2 separate regions of the Homo sapiens genome follow, and region 1 is linked to region 2. A link is a contact called in ENCODE Hi-C or POLR2A ChIA-PET data. All regions are on one chromosome and are shown on one strand. The core of a region is the stretch at or near the end of the contact, and the rest is flanking DNA. Distances in the headings are between cores, read along the strand shown.

Region 1 (3,929 bases), core at 564-3,063, 47 kb before region 2:
CACATGATACCAGAACGTGAACATTTGCCTGGTCACTACTGTCTACAAACTTCTTTCTTGTATGGCTGCATGCTATTTCTTCATGTCAATGTGCAGATAATCTATACCTATCTCTGATGATTGGATCTTTAGATTTTTTCTTTTATGAACACTTAAAAAATCCTCCCACAAAAGTAAGAGGTACGTATTACTAGCCCATTTTGCAGGTTGTTGTATTAGTTTCCTGTGGCTTCTTTAACAAATTAACACAAATTAGGTGGCTCAGAACAACAGAAGTTTATTCCTCATGGTTCTGGAGGCCAGAAGTCTGAACTCAAGGTTTTGGCAGGACCGTGCTCCCTCTGAAGGCTCCAGGGGAGGATCCTTTCCTGCCTCTTCCAGCTTCTGGTGGCTTCCGCGGCTGTTGCCGCATTGCCCCAATCTCCGTCCCCATCTTCACCTGGCTTCGGCTGTCCAGGCATCTCTCTCCTTTTTGCGTGTCTCTTCTTATAAGGGCACGTTGCCACTAAATTTAGGGCCCTCCTGGATAATTATGATATCCTCATTTTAAGATTCTTAGTGTAATTACATCTGCATTACATTAGAGCTTTGGTCACATTTATTGTCTCATTTAACCTCCCTAGCAGCTCAACGAAGTAGGCCTGTTATCCCCATTTCACAGGTGAGAAACAAGACTGAGTGAGGTTGAGTGACTTGCTCAATGTCACACAGCTAAGGAGGGCATGGAGCTGGGATTCGAGGCTTACTAAAGCTGTCCCTTCTAGGCCTGAGCAGGCAAAAGGCTGCAACCATGCTTCTTCCTGCTAAAGCTCCTCAGTCAGAGATGGACTTCTTCAGGTAGAGGTGCTTGAAGGCCATAAGACTCAGAGGCGTGCACATGGTATGGTCACTGATGTGAAGGAATCCAGGGTTCCTCACCAGTAGCTGGGCCAGAGGCTGCTCCTGCCCTGGAGAAAGGCTTCTGCCAGCTCCCAGGCCCCTGGTGCAGAGGGCAGGCACCTCCCAGCACAGAGCTGTGGGAGGGGCTGAGTAAACCAGACAGTGTGCTGGGATTTCCTCTTGCCCAGCTGTGCCCAGCACTGGATGGGCTGAGGGTGGACCCTGGTCCAACTCAGCCACTCATCAGTAGGGTCTCTGTCCCCCTGCATCCCTGGCACTGTGCACAGCTTCCTGCCTGCCCTCTGTGTGATGGCCCGAGGCTGAGACGCCGCCCACTAAGTCCCTCCAACCTGGCCTTGCCAAGAGAGCAGGAAACTCAGACGTGCACAGAGGCCCACTCACCGTGACAGCATCCCCCCGAGATGGCAGGCTCAACTGCCCACGGATGGGCTGCGGTTGTGTGCAGGGTGCCCACCCTGGGCACTCACACTTCCTTTCTCGGAGCCGCAATGAGGCAGCAGGAAAGAATCTGCTCCCACCCACTGGGGCCTGCCCTTCGCCTGAGACACCAGATATGACTTGGAAGCCAGCTGGGCATTCCTATGTTAGGCCTTTCAGAAAGAGACCACAGCCTCGCTGCTCAGAGAGGCCACAAGTGCCCTGGCGTGGCCCCCGCCTTCCTCTCAGGGCTTTGCTCTTCTCTGTAATGCTCCTGTCCCCCTGGGACTGGGCCTCTGACCTTGGTGAAGCCCTCGGCCGACCCCACACCCGCCCTCTGGCTCTGTTCATTTATAAATAGGCCCATTTCTCATCTTGCTCCAGCCCAGAGCTCCACACCCAAGCAGCAGATGCAACCTCGGGATTCCCTTTCCAGCCAAGGGCAGAACAGGACCCGACCAGCTCTTGGGCCTGAGGGATGAGATCACAAATTCTCCTGCAAATAGCAACTCACACTCCAGTCAGAAACCCAAGTCAGCTTGTGTGTGAGTTACTTCCTTGTGGCTGCTGTCACCAGTTACCCACACGCTGCACAGCTGAAAACAACAGAACTTCATTCTATCATGGTTCTGGAGGCCAGAAGTCCAAAGTCGAGGTGGAAGCAGGCACCCTCTGAAGGCACTAGAGGCCCATCCTTCCTGGCCTCTTCCAGCTTCTGGTGGCCCCATTTGTTCCTCAGTTTGTGGCTGTATCACTCCAATCTTTGCCTCTGTAGTCGCATTGACTCCGCCTCTTCTATCTGTCTCAAATACCCTCTTTCTCTTAGACAAGGACACCCATCATTGCATGTAGAGCTCACTGGGATGACCTCCTCATCTCAAGATCCTTAATCACACCTGCAAGGACTCTTTTTCCCAGTAAAGTCACCTTCACAGATTTTTTGGGATCTGGACCTGAACATATCTTTTTGGGGGCCACCATTCAGGTCACTGAAGCTTGTTGTCAGGAATAAAGTTTACTGAGATGGCCATGGATAGATGGGTTAAACCAGGATGCTCGAGGAAAGAGATATGCCACAGAGGAAAGCAGACATTCGGGGTGCCTGCTGCTGCACCGTCCAGGGCACCCTGGGCAAGGTAAATCATGCTGAAGTCGACTCTTTAATGATGAACTAACACCCACTAATCTGAGGGCTTGGGAGCAGGCTTGGTGTCACCTTGGGCCCAGCAGCATGAGTTTGTGGGTCAGCTGCCCAGCTATCGGCTGGATTAGTGAATCGTCAATAGATCCGGTTGAGCTGAGACAGCTGGAGCAAGCAGACCACACATAGATTCGTGGCAACGTGGCATGATTTGTAGCTTGGCTCTTGGCCACCACGCCACTCACAAAGCCTGGTCAGCTGTCACCGTGTCAGGCTCTTTGCTGAGTGACGATGACCTGAGTGTAGCCTCCTGGGGCATGGTGCCCTGGAGTCACACGGACCTCCCCACCCCATCCTCCACATCGTGCACTGCCCATGGGAGCTTCCAGAAGCTCAGGCAGTTTTCTCCTCCGTAAAATGAGAAGGAAAAAACCCACTTGTAGCACTGTTGCCATTGCAAAGCTAGATGTTATGTCGGGGCCTGCCCCAGGGCCTGGCACACTGTAGGCCCTCAGGAAATGGTTGCTTTGATTTTGGGGGTTGAGGGGCACCATCACACACTCATTCACACAAGCTGGGACATTTCCACTGCCTCCCTTCCTCTCCCCTCTCCCCAGGTGCCACCTACCTCTGGCCTGCTCCCACAGCCTCACCCAGGTCCCTGCAACTGCAACCTGACCACTGTCCCTGCCCCAGTCTCCCTGCTGTTAGCCTGTGTCACGCAGCAGCCCTGCCATTGATGCTCTGGTTTTGTCACATTCCCTGCCCAAGTGTGTTAATGATTTCTCACCCCTGCTGGATAGGAGCCCCTCAGAATCAGCCCTGCTCACGTGGCATCTCATATCACTGTCACTGATCCTCTTTCAGGTCTTACATCCCAGCCCCAGGGGCCCTGCTCAAGGCTGCTGCCTTCCTTCCCACCTCCTCTTTCTCTCCCCCTCTCCTCTCTCCCTTCCCTCTTCTCCCTTCTGGTACCCAGCAGACAGCCATGCCCCTTCCCTGTGCTGCTGTGCACCTTGTGCTTACTGCTCTGCTGAGCCTTTCCAGGGGCCAGGCACTGCACAAGGTTCTGGGATTTTGCAGTGAACACAGCATTCCAGCCAGCTTTCCGACCAGACATTGAAGGTCACAGGCCAGGGCACAGGCTCTGGAGCCAGAGTGTCTGGACTGAACTACCTGTGTGACTTTGGGCCAATCATTCCACCCCTCTGGGCTTCATTTTCCTCAGCTGTGAAGTTCTTGCTTCTTTGAATTGCTAAGAATTATCTATGCAGAGCACTGAGGATGGTGCTATGGGTGTTCATCTGTGTGAGTGTGAGCTTTCTCCATCATGCAGCTCACAGCCCAGGGGGAAGTCATACAAACAATTCTGACACTCTTTAATGAGGGAAGTGTAGGGCACAATGAGAGGAAAAGGAGGGGTACCTCGTTAGCCAAGGGCAATGGATGTGGCATCCACCTCCCTGGAGAG
Region 2 (4,245 bases), core at 1,230-3,729:
GAGTGGGGCCCAGCACTCAGCCGGACAGCAGATGCCCAGGCTGGCTGTGCAGGTGGCAGTCCTGTCCCCTTCAACCTTGTCATCTTCCCTGGCAGCTATCGGCTGCACGGCCTATTTCTTTACCCTAGACCCTAGCAGCTGGGATTCCAGAATATTCTCCTGAAGTACAGAGTCCTTAACCTAGGCTTGTTTGCCAAGAACTTTCTCAGGTTGTCAAAGCTTTCACCCCAGGGCTCTCTCTTTGCCTTGTTGAATGTGCCCGTGTAGCCTGACCACGTCCATGCAGCTTAGAGACCCAGCAGTGCCCCCAAGAGGGTTTGGATTCTGAGGCCTGCCCTGGGCCCCAGATCTCCACCCCAAACCAGCACCTGTGCTCTGTACCCTGCACACTTGGCCCAGGATGGCTGCTCTGAGGATTTATGCCACAGACCCACAATGTTGGCTACTTTCCTGCTGTCTTGTGGGACATACAGGGCAGATTTCCAATCCACCACGACAGTTCTCACAGAGGAAACCAAGAGCCTTTCTTGCCAAACTCTATATTCCTCTAAGTGGCGAAGTTAAACCAACAGCATCGAAATGACCAGGGAGCTGTAGGAAAATATGCCTGTATGCTCAGAGACCTCGGGAGCTGTAACCCCGCTGGGGGACACTCAGACACCAGGACAGTCCATCAGATCTGAGCCCTGAGGCAGCCCCATCTGAGTGTGCGCTCCTCACATGCACTGGTTCCAACACCATCCTGTTCTGGCTCCTCCCATTTTTTCTGAGGAGGTCTGGGCCATCCTGAGCCCTGTTCCACTAGCAGGTTCAGGAACTCCAGGACCAATGTGTTTTTCAACAAAAGTGTGACAGGAACCCCTGCTCCCCCATTGACCCCTCTAGCCTCTAGCAAATTCCCTTCTCTCCTGTTTCACAGGCAGCTTCTTGTGAGGGTTGTGGACTTCCCCGTCATCCCCACTCTCCTTCCACCTGCTCTCTAGCTCACTGAAGTCTTCCATCTCCCCATCCCACTGAACCTGTTCTCACCAAGGAAAAAAATCCCCAGGTGGAACTGCTTCAATGGTCAGGGGACACATTTCAACCTTGTGCTACTTGACTTCTCTGCTGCATTCAACACTCACTGGGCAGCCCTCGCTTCTTGCTTTCCAAGGCACCTTCTCCCAATTCTCCTCCAACCTCCTGGACCATCCCATCTCAGTCACCTCTGTTGGCCTCTTGCCAGCCTTATTTCTGAATGTTGGTCTTCAGGCCATCTCCTTGCCCCATCTTTGCTTTTTGCGCTTTTAGGCAACCCATCCAACATCTTCCCTTTGATGCTCTGATACCCCTGGAATTGTTGCTGCGAAACTAGAGCTTTCTCCTAAGTTCTGCCTGGGGATCCCACATCACAGAGGGCGAAGGCTCAGGACAAAGAGAATGGCCACACCTCCTTCTTTTCCTGTGTTTCCATTCAAAATAAATGGCCTCACCATCTTCCACTCACTCAAGCCAGTGCCCACTCCCCCTCCTTCATGCCCTGCATTCAACCCCTTCCTCACCTTTCTTGTTATCGCACCAAAGGTCAGGCCTTACCCTCTCGACTGCACCTGCAGTACCTCATCACCTGCAAAGTAGCCTCACTCTATTGCACAGGGACTCTCTCTTTCTCTCTACATATATTTTCTATATATTTTTGAAAATAAATATTTCAATGCTAGGCATTTCACCCTAAATACTCTGCAAGGTCTCTTCTAAGAATAAGAGTGGGGCAGTCTCTTGCAGTGGAAAAGGACTGGGATTGATAGAAAGGCCTGGACCCACAGCCGACCTGGGCCAGTTGCTGAGCCCCTGTTGACTTCCTTTGCAGAGTGGGGCTCTGTGCATTTCTCTGACCCACAGAGTGCTGCGGGGCTCTGTTGTTAATGTGCCTGATCCATTGGAGCTGGTCACACTGGAGCTGTAGGCTTCTAGTTCAAGCCCCACCAACTTTCTTTTGCAGCTTGCAGGGGGAAGGCAGAAAACCAGCCGGGGGCAATGGCCAGCACTGAAAAGGAGAAAAAGGGAGGCCTTGTTAGTTTAAGTAATGTGTCCAGAAGATAAATCTTGTGAGAAGGTCTGTGTATGGTTATGCATGTTTGGAAATGTTTTGGGTGTCATGTTGGCTTGGTAGGAATAGAATGTCATGATACAGCAGAAACCGGTGGATTTCCACAAACACATCACAATCAGCAGGAAGAGAGTGTCTTGGTCAGCAGGACAGCAGGAGATGCAGGGCTGATAAAGAGGAAGAGCTCCCAGGCTTTCCCCACTTCAGAGAGGGAGGCCTGGGTGGAGCTGGGAGCAGTGGTGCTGGAGACAGAGTGGGCTCTCTTGGGGAGGGCTCGGGCATGGACTGAAGTGACACTGAGCCTGTCAGCTAAAGATGGCCCTGAGCTGTCCCTTGGCCACTGTCTGTGAGTCATTGAGTAACGTGAGTACATGTGGCCCGGCCCGCAGTCTCGTCTGCATGGAAGGAGACCTGGTTGGAAGCTGCGGTGCTCATTTCCTGGAGGCTCCTCTGAGCTAACTCCTGCTGGCTCCAGGGCAGCCTGTGTCCGACCACCCCTTGCCCACCCTCTTAGCACCGAGCTCCTAGGTCCAGCACATTTTGCTTGTTACCCTTCGATTTACATATCTGACAGTCACAACATCTACTTGAGAACTATTTTAGGAGCCCTCTGGTGTTATCAGGAAGCAGCAGTAACATAGCGGAGCTGCCGGGAATTTTTCCCTGGTGTTTGTATAGGAGCCCACCTAGGGAGCATTTCAACAATCAGTGGGGCTCTCTTCTTGCTGATGATATCATGGTCCCATGAGACCATAACCCCCAGAATGGGAAGCTGCCAAATCAGTAGGCCACCACTTTTCGATTTGGTGCTCAAAGATTTTTGGCCAGAGGAACCTTATCAAGTAGAGATGGTCCCTAATTTAAGATGATTTGATGTAAGATTTTTTGACTTTATGATGGTGCAAAAGCCATATGTATTCAGTAGAAACAGTACCTTGAATTTTGAGTTTTGATCTTTTCCTAGGCTAGTGATATGCAGTATGATACTTTTACATGAGATATTCAACACTTTATCGTAAAATAGGTTTTTTGTGTTAGATGATTTTGCCCAACCATGGGCTAATGTAAGTGTTCTGAGCACGTTCAACTAGGCTAGGCTGGACTGTGATGTACAGTAGGTTAGGTGAATTAAATACATTTTTTTTGAGACAGAGTCTCACTGTGTTGCCAAGCCTGGAGTGCAGTGGTGTGATCATGGCCCACTGCAGCCTTGTCCTCCCAGGTTCAAGAGATTCTTGTGCCTCACCCTCCAAAGTAGCTGGGATTACAGGCATGTGCCACCATTCTCGGCTTATTTTTGTAATTTTTAGTAGAGATGAAGTTTCGTCAAGTTGGCCAGGCTGGTCGTGAACTCCTGGCCTCAAGTGATCCATCTGCCTTGGCCTCCCAAAGTGCTGGGATTACAGATATGCACTACCACACCCAGCCTAAAGGCATTTTTGACTTACAATATTTTTTAACTTAGATGGTTTTATTGAGATGCAACTCCATCATAAATTGAGGAACATCTGTATCACATTGTTAGAGTAATATTTTCTTGGCCACAGATGCCAGCACCATGCTTCCTGTACAACCTATAGAACTGTGAGCCAACTAAATTTCTTTTCTTTATAAATTACCCAGCCTCAGATATTTCTTTTGAGCAATGTAAGAATGCAAGAATGAACTAACACAGAAAACTGGTACCAAGGAGTGGGGCATTGCTATAATGATACCTGAGAAAGTGGAAGTGGCTTTGGAACTGGTTAATGAGCAGAGATTGGAAGAGTTTGGAAGGCCCAGAATAAGTCAGGAAGATGAGGGAAAGTTTGGGATTTCTTAGAAACTGGCTACATGGTTGTGACCAAAATGCTGATAATGATATGGGGAGTGAAGTTCAGGCTGAGGAGGTCTTAGATGAAAATGAGAAAGTTATTGGGAACTGGAGTAAAAGTCATCCCTGTAATGCCTTAGCAAAGAGCTTGGCTGCATTGTGTTCATGTCTAGGGATCTGTGGAAGTTGGAACTTAAGAGTGATGACTTAGGGTATCTGGTGGAAGAAATCTCTAAGCCCCAAAACATTCAAGATGTGGCCTGGCTACTTCTAATAGCATATGATCAGATATAGGAGCAAAGGAATGGCTTACAGTTGTAACTTGTATTTGAAAGGGAAGCAG

Evidence for each region. Hi-C counts contacts between places; a loop is a spot of excess contacts on that map. ChIA-PET counts read pairs that join two places held with the same protein, here RNA polymerase II (POLR2A). Pooled maps may share reads with other maps.
Region 1: a loop to region 2 is called in a map of heart right ventricle, with 5 times the contacts of the local background. The contact joins two enhancer-like sites. A Hi-C loop is called at or near these places in 9 of 168 maps with a recorded cell type or tissue (Right ventricle myocardium inferior, chondrocyte, heart left ventricle and 6 more) and 6 of 50 pooled maps. POLR2A ChIA-PET finds 5 or more read pairs at or near these places in 1 of 52 experiments (OCI-LY7).

Annotation. Positions count from the first base shown.
Region 1 is chr10:49,270,320-49,274,248 of GRCh38, reverse strand. No RefSeq gene overlaps it. Among named protein-coding and RNA genes, the nearest start is that of C10orf71-AS1, 27 kb to the left of the region's middle. Within about 2 kb of position 1,813, at least 7 of the 41 ENCODE cell types and tissues checked have a DNase peak (open chromatin) inside an H3K27ac peak, as active enhancers do; they include heart left ventricle and psoas muscle, where a contact is called at or near this core.
Region 2 is chr10:49,223,750-49,227,994 of GRCh38, reverse strand. No RefSeq gene overlaps it. Among named protein-coding and RNA genes, the nearest start is that of TMEM273, 37 kb to the right of the region's middle. Within about 2 kb of position 2,479, at least 3 of the 41 ENCODE cell types and tissues checked have a DNase peak (open chromatin) inside an H3K27ac peak, as active enhancers do; they include heart left ventricle and psoas muscle, where a contact is called at or near this core.